Regions from separate parts of the Mus musculus genome. Here region 2 is linked to region 1. The links are chromatin contacts, found by Hi-C or POLR2A ChIA-PET in ENCODE. All regions are on one chromosome and are shown on one strand. The core of a region is the stretch at or near the end of the contact, and the rest is flanking DNA. Distances in the headings are between cores, read along the strand shown.

Region 1 (5,064 bases), core at 707-3,206:
TCAAACTCTGGCCTTCTTGTTTCATCTACATCTAAGGCTGAAGTGGTTTGGTGCAAGCTAAAAGATTCGGTGCACACCATGAATTCAAGGGTACAGTAAAATTTCTTCAAACATTTTAAATACTGGTCGAGGATTCAGTCAAAGATTTCCTTTCTCACTCCAGATCAAAAAGCAAATTGTTATTGTTGATAAACAGAGAGGCAAGCGACAAGCTGATCCATGTGCTCTTTCCATGTGGACTGTGGGAGCTGTGGGATTGGTGGAGCAGGTGTGAATTTCCTGTTGCCTGAGTTGTTTACCTGGAGCCACTTTATCAGTGTCCAGCCATCCAGCAGGGATTGTCCTGGCAGTGAAGTGCTAGCTCCAGTTCAGGTTCCCCACTGCTGGCAGTCTGTCTGTCTACTCTGTGTGTCCTGTTGTCCATCTATTTGATGCTCTATTTTTTTTTCTTGTCCCACAAAGGCCATGAGAATATACACAAAGGGAAACCAGGACAGTGGATTATAAATGAAAGTGTATAGTTTACTGCTATCACTACCAAAAGATTTTTTTTTTTGACCCAAGAGGTGCAATCATTGTACTTCCAATTTAGCCTGTGCTTTTCTAGTGAAGGTGAAAACGGAGACACAATCAGCTGCATTGAAGAGGAGGAAGACAGGTCCTTGGAGGGCGGTGGGAAGTCTTTGCTAACTGATCTGTGATGTAGTGCCTTCCTTGACCTTCCTTGAGATTCTGTGATGTGGTGGGTAGCCCAGAGAGTAATAGGACAGTTTGTGTTGTTATCTGGGCCTGGGTTTGAAGTTTAAGTTAAATTCAACTTATTCTGGGTTTTACTTTTTTTTTGTTTGTAAAATAAAGATAGGCCTGACCATTTATGAAGATTCAACTAGATAAATATAAACACTTGCTCTTCCATAATTAGGAGATTTGTCTGGCTATTGTGTTGTGCAATTTTAGGTTCTGGAGACATAATGACAAATAAGACAGCATCCTTTTTTTCTAATTATTCTTAAACTCCAGTGGGGGCAGAGAGGCAATAATGTTGAATACAAAGAAACAAATAATGGGGGGGGGGAGATAAACAATTTAACAAATACAGGGATAAATTTCATTTACTTGTCTTCTGATAAAAAATCAAGGTCATGTTAAAATTCATCTAAGGAAGTGAAATATCTTTGAGGATTTGTTAGGACCTAAGCCAGTAGATCTCAACCTTTAAACGCTGTGACTTTAATATAGTTCCTCACGTATGCTGACTCCCAACTTACTTTCCTCGCTAATTTATAACTGTAATTTTCTACTACCATGAATCATAATGTAAATATCTGAGGTTCAGGATATTTGAGACCCCGAGGACTGCTGACCTAAAATAAGGTATTACAGTGTTAGACTATGGGGCTCTTCTGGAGGCCAGTCAAAGTAGGGATTCTTTTCCCCCTTGCTTTTCTTTGAGCACTGAGGTTTTTTTTATTAGGAGCTGGCGTTGAGGCAGTTTGAACTTGTATTCTGGGCATAACTTATAGCACACTATATTTACATGCACGGTATTAAGTTAGTTTTATATTGACTATACTTGCTGGGGATATAATATCACTACTGTTCTTAGTTTTAATAGAAAGTAGAGTAAGCTGAAGTGCTGTCTTGGTCCATTAAGTTGGAAAAGAAGCCTGAAAAATCTTTCTAAACCTTGTTTTTCTTTTTCTTAATTCGTAACGGTTTATTTATTCACTTCTCATTTTTCTTTTCTTCCTCCTGACGCTTCTCTGCAGCCACAGTCTGGTGACTTGCAGCCCCGCCCACATCCTGGGGCGTGACCAACGAGCCAGGCCCCGCCCTCGCCCATCCCGTGACGGCCAGTCTTCCCCCCCGCCCCCCATCCCACAGCGGACAGCGCGCCGGAGCGTGCGCGCGCGCCCCCGCTCTCAGCTCCGATCGGTCTCGGGAGCGCGCTCTGTGTGGCCGCTGCCGCCATGTTGTTGTGGTTGTGAGAAGGCGGCGGCGGCAGCGGCGGCGGCGGCGGCGGAGCAGCCGGCGGAGACGCTCCAGCGGCCCAGGCGCTGGCCCCCGCCGACCCTGGCTGGCAGCCTCCTGGGGTGGCGGAGGAGGCCCTGCGGTGGCGGGCCTCGCCATGTCCTGCCGCCTGGTAAGAAGCCCACCCTCCGGCTCTGGTGGCGAGGAGGTGCTGGAGGAGGGGCGGACCTGGGCCGAGTGCGGCGGCTGTCACCGGCCGGGGAGGCGGCGGCGGGCCGAGGGCTGGGTTGGCCGCGGCCTCCCGGGGCAAGCTCTCAGAATGGAGCACCGAGGCCCGGTCGGGCGAGTCGGGGGAGGCGGGGTCGCCGAGCTCGGCGGCCATCCTGAACCTGGCGGTGGGTAACACTCGGAGTGTTGGGAGCTGCGGCTGGGGCGCCCTGGAAAACGCTCCCGGGCCTCCGGGAGGTGAGCGTGTGGCCCGAGGCCCTGGTCGAGACCGTGGGAGTCCTTAGTGGCGAGAGGCCGGAGGTCGTGCTGTTGGAAACCACGGGCGAGCTGTGCGGGCCTCAGCCTAACTGCAGCAGGGCATCCTCCTGACCTGGTAGTGCTTGAAGGGGAACGAAGGTCCAGGGGTGGTTGGAGGAGCTCGGGGAACACTGCTCAAGTAGCTCTGCAAAAGATCAGTATTATTTCTTGGGTTGAAATTGTACTGGATGTATTGCATTTCATGACCCAAGATGGTATTGTTGGGGCCAGAAAACTTATTTCAAAAATTGGAAGTAGAGTTTGCACACTCTGTTAGGCCACCAGGAGTCAGATCATCTCACTTGTGAGTTTTACACACAGGTTTCTGTTAGATATTAATGTTCAGTCATTGTCAGAATGAAGTTTACGTTTTTATTCTTCTTACTATCTTGACATCCACTTGGCTTTTTGACATTTAGGGTCTTTTTTTTTTTTTTTTTTGTATTAAAAGTGCATGTGTTCTTGTAGTGGAGGCTCAGCCTCGTTCCTCTTGTGAACAGTGAGCCGTCAGAAGTTACGATTGAATGGTAGATGGTTCTGTATCAAAATGATCTTGTTTGTGGGGATGTGAAGGAGGCCTTCTTTGAGATTCTGCAATGTTTCTGTGTTTTTTACTTGGAAACCAAATAACATGCGTTGATGGCCAGTGAAAGACTTCTTTTCCATGCTTGACTGAGTAGAAGAGTTTACAGAATGACACCGTTGTGGGTAAACACTATGCAATATGTTATTAAACTAAATTTGGAAGCTTCTAGAAGGTTAGAGTGATTGCCTATGAAGACATATTTCACCCCTACCATTTTTACTTTTTAGGTAACTGTGAGCAGCATAATGAATTTGTTCACAAGGCATCAGAACACATTTTATCAAATTAAATGTTGTATAGCTGAACGTATGTCCAAAAACCTAGAGGAAAATAAAGGAAGTGAGGCCTGAAGTCTGCTTCTGGCCCACAGAGGGGTCCTAAAGGTGCTTTCTAACATGCCAACATTGTAGTTACTTCTAAACCATCTGGCTCAGGTTTCCAGTAAAGTGGAGGGTAGCAGGGTGTGTTACAGTCATTTGAGACCAGGGTTGTGGACCTGGAAGGTGTACTGTAGGTTGTGACAAGTTCTTGAAATTTGCTCCAGGCTGTGAGGTATGGTAAAGTCAGTTTAAAGACCCTCTTAACAGCACTAGTTTTTGCTTTCTGTGATAAAGTGGAATTCTGAGTTACCAAGAGATAAATTCATATTTCAAAGGTGTGTTGAGGATTGTTACAGTTTTGGAAGAGGTGGAAGAAAGTGTTAACAGTTGCATAGGGTTGTATTCTGACATATCATAGAGAGGCTCACCCAGTTGTTCACTAACACCAGAAACCTTGTCTGTTTTGTTTCCTGATAATCCCCACTACTTACCATAGTTCTCACAGAATTTTCTTTTCAGATTTTTTAAAAAAATCAAATGAATAGTATTGGTATGAGAAACACTAGTTAGTTATTAAAAATTACTTGATGTCTTACATTGAAGAGGGATTTTCATTCTCTTTTTAAGTCTTAATGCATTTAAAACTTTAGGTGTTGACACATGTTACTGACTTTATAGGTGGTATAGACAGATGGCCATTCTGTGCTGCTGGGTATATCTGGATCATTTGTGGCATTAATGGCTGTTGGGATATTACTTCTCTGTACTCAAGTTTCCTCATTTACATAATTTAGAACTCATACTGAGGCCAAGTTTTTACATATTTTAAGTATATATTTTTTAAAAATATGGGTATTTAAAAGAAATAACAACTCAGGCTAAAATTTCCAAGAGTTTGAGATGACTGTGGGCCAGCCACATAAGCAAGTACCACATTAGCCAGGGCTTTATAGGAAGATCCTATCTTAAAAATTGAAAACAGAAGCAGAAGAGATGGCTTACTGGGTAAAGACACATGCTTCAGGGGCTGACAACTTGAGTTTGATCCCCTGGACCCATGTGGTGGGAGGAGAGAACAAAACTCTAAGTTGTCTGACCTCCACATGTGTGCACTGACACATATGCACACACACACACACACACACACACACACACACGAGAAACTCAAAAAGAAATAAAACTCTTATAAATTTGTCCTAAGATTCCAGAAAGAGTATTCTGTTCTTGAGTTTTGCTTTTAGCTTATGGATTTTATACATTTCCCAAAAATGCTCAGGAAATTGAGTGCATGTTGCAAGTATGCAGAAACAGTACTCGTATGCTGTTGTAATTCTCTTTATGTTGAAATCGAGTCAATTTCACAGAGGGCACTTCATAATCTGGTATGAAGACACAATTCTAAGAATGTTTGGGAGAAGTTTGTGCACATTTTATGTCTAGTTGTTTCTTACGGATTACCCAGTTATATATTTTAAATAGTGAATTTGTTTTTATATTTTAGAAATTATGTCTATTTCTGAGTATGAGTGTAGGTGCACATATGCAATGGTGAACATGTGTAGGTCAGAGGACAGCTTGTAGGAGTTGATTCTCTCCATCATGTGTGTCTGAAACTCAGGTTGCAGGTTTGGTTGTCAGTGCTTCTATCTCCTAAGCTAGCTC
Region 2 (5,064 bases), core at 1,227-3,726, 250 kb before region 1:
CAGAGCAGAGAGGATTTGACAGAGACAGCACTTATGGAGTGCCTATTGTTTAATCAAACCACATGCAGTTGTCTCCTTTGCACCATGAGAACTAGTTACAAACAGAATTTAAGCTGGGCTGGGGTGGCATGCACCTTTGTTCTAGCACTCAGGAGACAGACATTGGTAGACTTGTCTGAATTTAGGGTCAGGCTGGAGTACATACTGAGTTCCTGGACTGCCAGGGCTATGCAAAGAGACTGCCCCTACCAAACAAAACAACACATAAACTAAACAAGGACAGCAAAACAAGAACACCCCTCCCCAAATAAAACAAAAGCAAACCAAAACAACAGAAGTCAAGCCAGGGCTGTAGGGTTTTTTGGTTTTTTCCTGAGACAGTTTTTTTTTTTTTTTTTTTTTTTTAAGATTTATTTATTATATGTAAGTACACTGTAGCTGTTTTCAGACACACCAGAAGAGGGAGTCAGATCTCATTATGGATGGTTGTGAGCCACCATGTGGTTGCTGGGATTTGAAGTCAGGACCTTTGGAAGAGCAGTCGGGTGCTCTTACCTGCTGAGCCATCTCACCAGCCCCCCTGAGACAGTTTTTTTGTTTTTTGTTTTTTTTTTTTTCTGTGTAGCACTGGCTGTCCTGTAACTCTATAGACCTCAAACTCACAGAGATCCACCTGCCTCAATTTGGGATTAAAGGTGTGTAGCACCATGCTCTTCCAGGGCTATGGTTTGTTTGTTTGGTTGGTTTTGGTTTTTCGAGACAGGGTTTCTCTGTATAGCCCTGGCTGTCCTGGAACTCACTTTGCAGTCCAGGCTGGCCTTGAACTCAGAAATCCTCCTGCCTCTGCCTCCAGAGTGCTGGGATTAAAGGCATGTGCCACCATGCCTGGCTCCAGGGCTATGGTTTTAAGAGAGGCTGAGGAAGAGGACATGCTCAGGGGTTCTAGGATACCCCAAATAACACAGGAAGACCCTGTCTCAAAAACAAACAAATAGACATACAAAGGTTGGAAAGGTGGTTTAGTGCCTAAGAGTAAATGTTGCTTTCGCAGAGGACCCAGGTTCAGTTTCCAACACCCATGCAGTAGCTAAGGACTGAATTACAGTTTCAGGGGCTTTGGAACCCTCTTTTGACATGTGTGCCAGGTATACATGCAATGCACATATGTGCTGTAAAACATTTATATACATAAGATAAAAAAAAAAAAACAAAACTGTGGTGCTTTGACTAAGAACGGTCCCATAAGCTTATATTTGAATGCTTGGTCACCAAGGAGTGGCCCTATTTGAAAGAATTAGAAGGCTTAGGAGGTGTGGTCTTGTGGAAGGAAGTCTATCATTAGGGGTGGTTTTTGAGGTTTCAAAAGCCCATGCCAAATGGTTGTCTTGCTTTCCAAGCCTGCAGATCAGGATATAGCCATCTCTCAGCTACTGCTCCAGTACCATGCATGCCACCATGCTCCCTACCATGCTGATAATGGACTAAACATCTGAAACTGTAAAGAAGAAAAAGTCCCCAATTAAATGTTTTCTTTGATACGAGTTGCTGTGGTCATGGTGTCTCTTCACAGCAGCAGTGCCTGGGGAATGTATCTTTAAAACAAGTAAAAACTCTACAAATCCCCAGAAAGTTGAAATTTTCCTAAGCATATTATACATTTGATGACGTTAAGCTACAAGTACTCCAAGTATGTAGCTTGGAAATTAAAACAAAACAAAACAAAAAAACCAAACAAAGGAACAGAGGGTAAAATGAAAATTCTTGCCGGGCAATAGTGGCGCACACCTTTAATCCTCAGCACTTGGGAGGCAGCAGCAGGCGAATTTCTGAGTTCGAGGCCAGCCTGGTCTACAGAGTGAGTTCCAGGACAGCCAAGGATACAGAGAGAAACCCTGTCTCGAAAAACTCAAAAAAAAAAAAAAAAAAAAAAAAATAAATAAAATTAGCTTTCTATATGTATTAAGCAAGTTTCAATTCCTCAACCACCTAGTAAGGTAAGGACTATCATGAATTCTGTGGTTATTCTAATTCTCTTAAAAAGAAGTTGAAGGATCTGGCAGGCAAGTCGGGGCAACTTAAGCGGCCTCACTTCGTGTTTTTAAAGTTTGAAAAATATTGAGTCAGCATATATAATTAAGTGTCAAAAAGGAATTTCGGCCGGATGTCCCAGATACGACTGAAGCTCTGGTAAGACGCTATAAATGGGATCTCTCACTGACTGCAACAGTACCTCGTGCGGTGCAGTCCCGGCCTCTACAGGTTTCCCGGGAAAGGCGCCGCCCGCTCCTTCTCAACCAGTCTTGCTAGAGTAGGAGTATACTTTAGGAACAAAAGCGCTCGGAGTGACCGCATCTACAGCCACTCAACGCCGAGAACAGACCGGCGGCCCTCGTTCAGTGCAACTTTCAATTGGTGGAGTAGGCCTCCAGGAGGCGGGACGAAGCGGAAGTCCCGCTTCCTTTGGCGTTCCTGCCAATCACAGTATCTTAGAGAAAAAAGTGTTAGGGTGAGTCGCTGAGTAGCGTAGTGGGAGTCCGGAGGGCGGGGCGGGGCGGGGATCCGGCAGGTCGCTGAGGTGGGGGTTGGTAGAGGACGCTTCCCGAGGGCGCGCGGAGCGGAGCTGGTGACAGACACGCACGCGCGTGTGCGCTCCCAACTACTGCGCGGCCCCGCGACCCTCGGGGGTCGCTGAGAGGCCCGGCGTCGGCGCCGCAGCCGTCTAGGATTTCTGTCCAAAGGCGTCCCTGGCGTCCCCAGCCCGAAGCTCCAAGCTCGGGGCTGCGCGTGCTTTTGCCGGCATCTCCCCCCGACCCCCCCGTCGTCAGAGACTGTCCCTTAACTCATCTTTCCGCACCCACAGCCGGGTCCTCGCGGCCCATGCTGGCCGCTGGGGACCCAGGCAGCCTAGGTCTGTCTCGGGCCGGCCAGCCGGCCACCATGGTGGCCCTGAGGCCTGTGCAGCTACTCCAGGGGGGCTAAGAGACCCAGAACGCGGGCCTAGGGGTGAGGGGATCCAAGGCCGGTACCTCGCGCCATGGCCGGAGCCATCGCTTCTCGCATGAGCTTCAGCTCACTCAAGAGGAAGCAGCCCAAGACATTCACGGTGCGGATCGTCACCATGGACGCCGAGATGGAGTTCAACTGCGAGGTAACCGGCCGCCGACCCCGACGGGCTGTGAGTGGAGAGCCGCGGAATCTCTGCCTGTCTGGTGGCAGCGACGCGGGTCCCTACCCATGGGGTGCCCTCGCTGTGGTGACAGTCGAAGTGCAAGCTTAAGGGATTCCGTATATATCATTATCTGGAACCGGAAGAGGCTTTCTAGGGCCAGATCACAAGTTAAAGCTAGTTGTTTGTTTGCTTGTTTGTTAAAGTGGGGTTCTTGGTTTTGGCATTTCCCGAAGGTTATTTTCATTCATTTGTTATTGGGAAACACTGGAATCTTCCGTAGAAACGAACCGGTGTGCAGTGTGTAGAACTCGCGCCTAAAACTCCAGGGAGTTTTTCGCTAGGTATTAACTGTGTACCCTAGGTCTTAAAAGTTACATCTAGTTATATTGGAAGCTCGTACTTTTCCCTGTTCCAAAATTTTCAGTTTCTGGAAAAAACTCTTTGAGGAAAGAGTGTCTTACATTTACTCTTTATAGTTTCTAACATGATGATAATAGCTATCATTTTGTTGAAGAGTGTGTATGTGAGTGAGTGTGTGTGTGTGTGTGTGTGTGTGTGTTTGTGTTTTCAGGGCCTTGTGTATGCTAGGCATGCACCCCATCACTGGGTTGTATCCACAACCCTGAACACTTGCTAAGTGTCAGACATTTACACATTTGACTCTCAAAAAACAAACAAACAAAAAAGCAAAGCAACAACAAAAAAGCCAGTCAGATAGGTCCTGTGCCACTGGAATATACTTGGTTTGCTTCCCTAGCCTATTGCTTTTAAAATCCTTGGAATCGCCAAAGTATTCGTTTTCTTTTTGTGTGTTAATGAGCTGGATGCTGTTGCCATGCTATAGTAGTTTTAGAATTCAGCCTGGTTCCCAGAAAGGATCTTTAAGGTTGGGACTTCTCAGTTCTTCCCTTAAGACTGAAGGATCAGCCAATGATTTAACCGACAATGCCTATATAATTAAGCATCCATAAACTGAAAGGATATGGCTTAGAGAGCTTCCATCTGAACATGTGCTCTAGTAGTGGTATAGTATAAACTATAGTAGTAGTATGAACTCTGCACCGTTTCCCACATGCCTTACCGTATACATTTTAAAAGATCTTATAAGCTGGGCAGTGGTGGCACACACCTTTAAACCCAACACTTGGGAGGCAGAGGCAGGTGGATTTCTGAGTTTGAGGCCAGCCTGGTCTACAGAGTGAGTTCCAGGACAGCCAGGGCTACACAGAGAAACCCTGTCTTGAAAAAAAAGGTCTTATAATATCGTGTGCCCCTTTTAATATCCTATGAAAAATAGGTAAATGTGAGTGTTTTTGCCTAAGTTCTGTGAGGTGTAGTACTAAATTAGCTGAACCCAAAGAGGGAGTTGTGGAGTTGTGGCCCTTCAGTTTTGTAGCTAGTCGGAAGCATGTGATTGGCCTCAGAAACTGGAGGCAGTCTTGTGTGGCTGACACTGCAGAAGATGGTAAAAGCCTCTCTTTTAAAGGTGGAAAGAAACCTTATTTTTTCCTTTATGCAGAGTGCCTGAAGATTTTGAACTTGAGCCTGAGCTTTTAGCCAGTATGATACCTAGACTCTCGAGCAGTTTAGCCCTTGCTACCCGAAGTGTTGATTCATGGCAAGCAGGATTGGTAGCCACGTCAGGAGTCAGGAGTTGCCAGATTGTTTGCACCTGTGGCTACATAGCCAATCACTTCAGCTTTACCGGCTTTGGAGTTGTGTTGGAACTACTCAACTCTTTAGCTTTGCTCTTCTATAGGACTGACTTAAGCAGGACAGTATCACAACTCACTGACATTTTCTACTCCAAAACTGATGGAAATACTTCTGAACACAACCTTTGGAAAAGGCAGCAAGAATGGGAAGCTAACAAAGTAATAAGATTGGGACCTTGC

Evidence for each region. Hi-C counts contacts between places; a loop is a spot of excess contacts on that map. ChIA-PET counts read pairs that join two places held with the same protein, here RNA polymerase II (POLR2A).
Region 2: a map of left cerebral cortex shows a loop between it and region 1 (2.2-fold over the local background). The contact joins the promoter of Nf2 here to the promoter of Mtmr3 in region 1. A Hi-C loop is called at or near these places in 1 of 37 maps with a recorded cell type or tissue (left cerebral cortex). POLR2A ChIA-PET finds 5 or more read pairs at or near these places in 1 of 5 experiments (Patski).

What each region holds. Positions count from the first base shown.
Region 1 is chr11:4,591,682-4,596,745 of GRCm38, reverse strand. It overlaps Mtmr3 (myotubularin related protein 3), which reads left to right and starts at 1,956. Exons shown (of 19, transcript NM_001373897.1): 1 at 1,956-2,143.
Region 2 is chr11:4,846,956-4,852,019 of GRCm38, reverse strand. Nf2 (neurofibromin 2) reads left to right here and starts at 2,476. Exons shown (of 17, transcript NM_001252250.1): 1 at 2,476-3,148. The coding sequence starts at 3,035.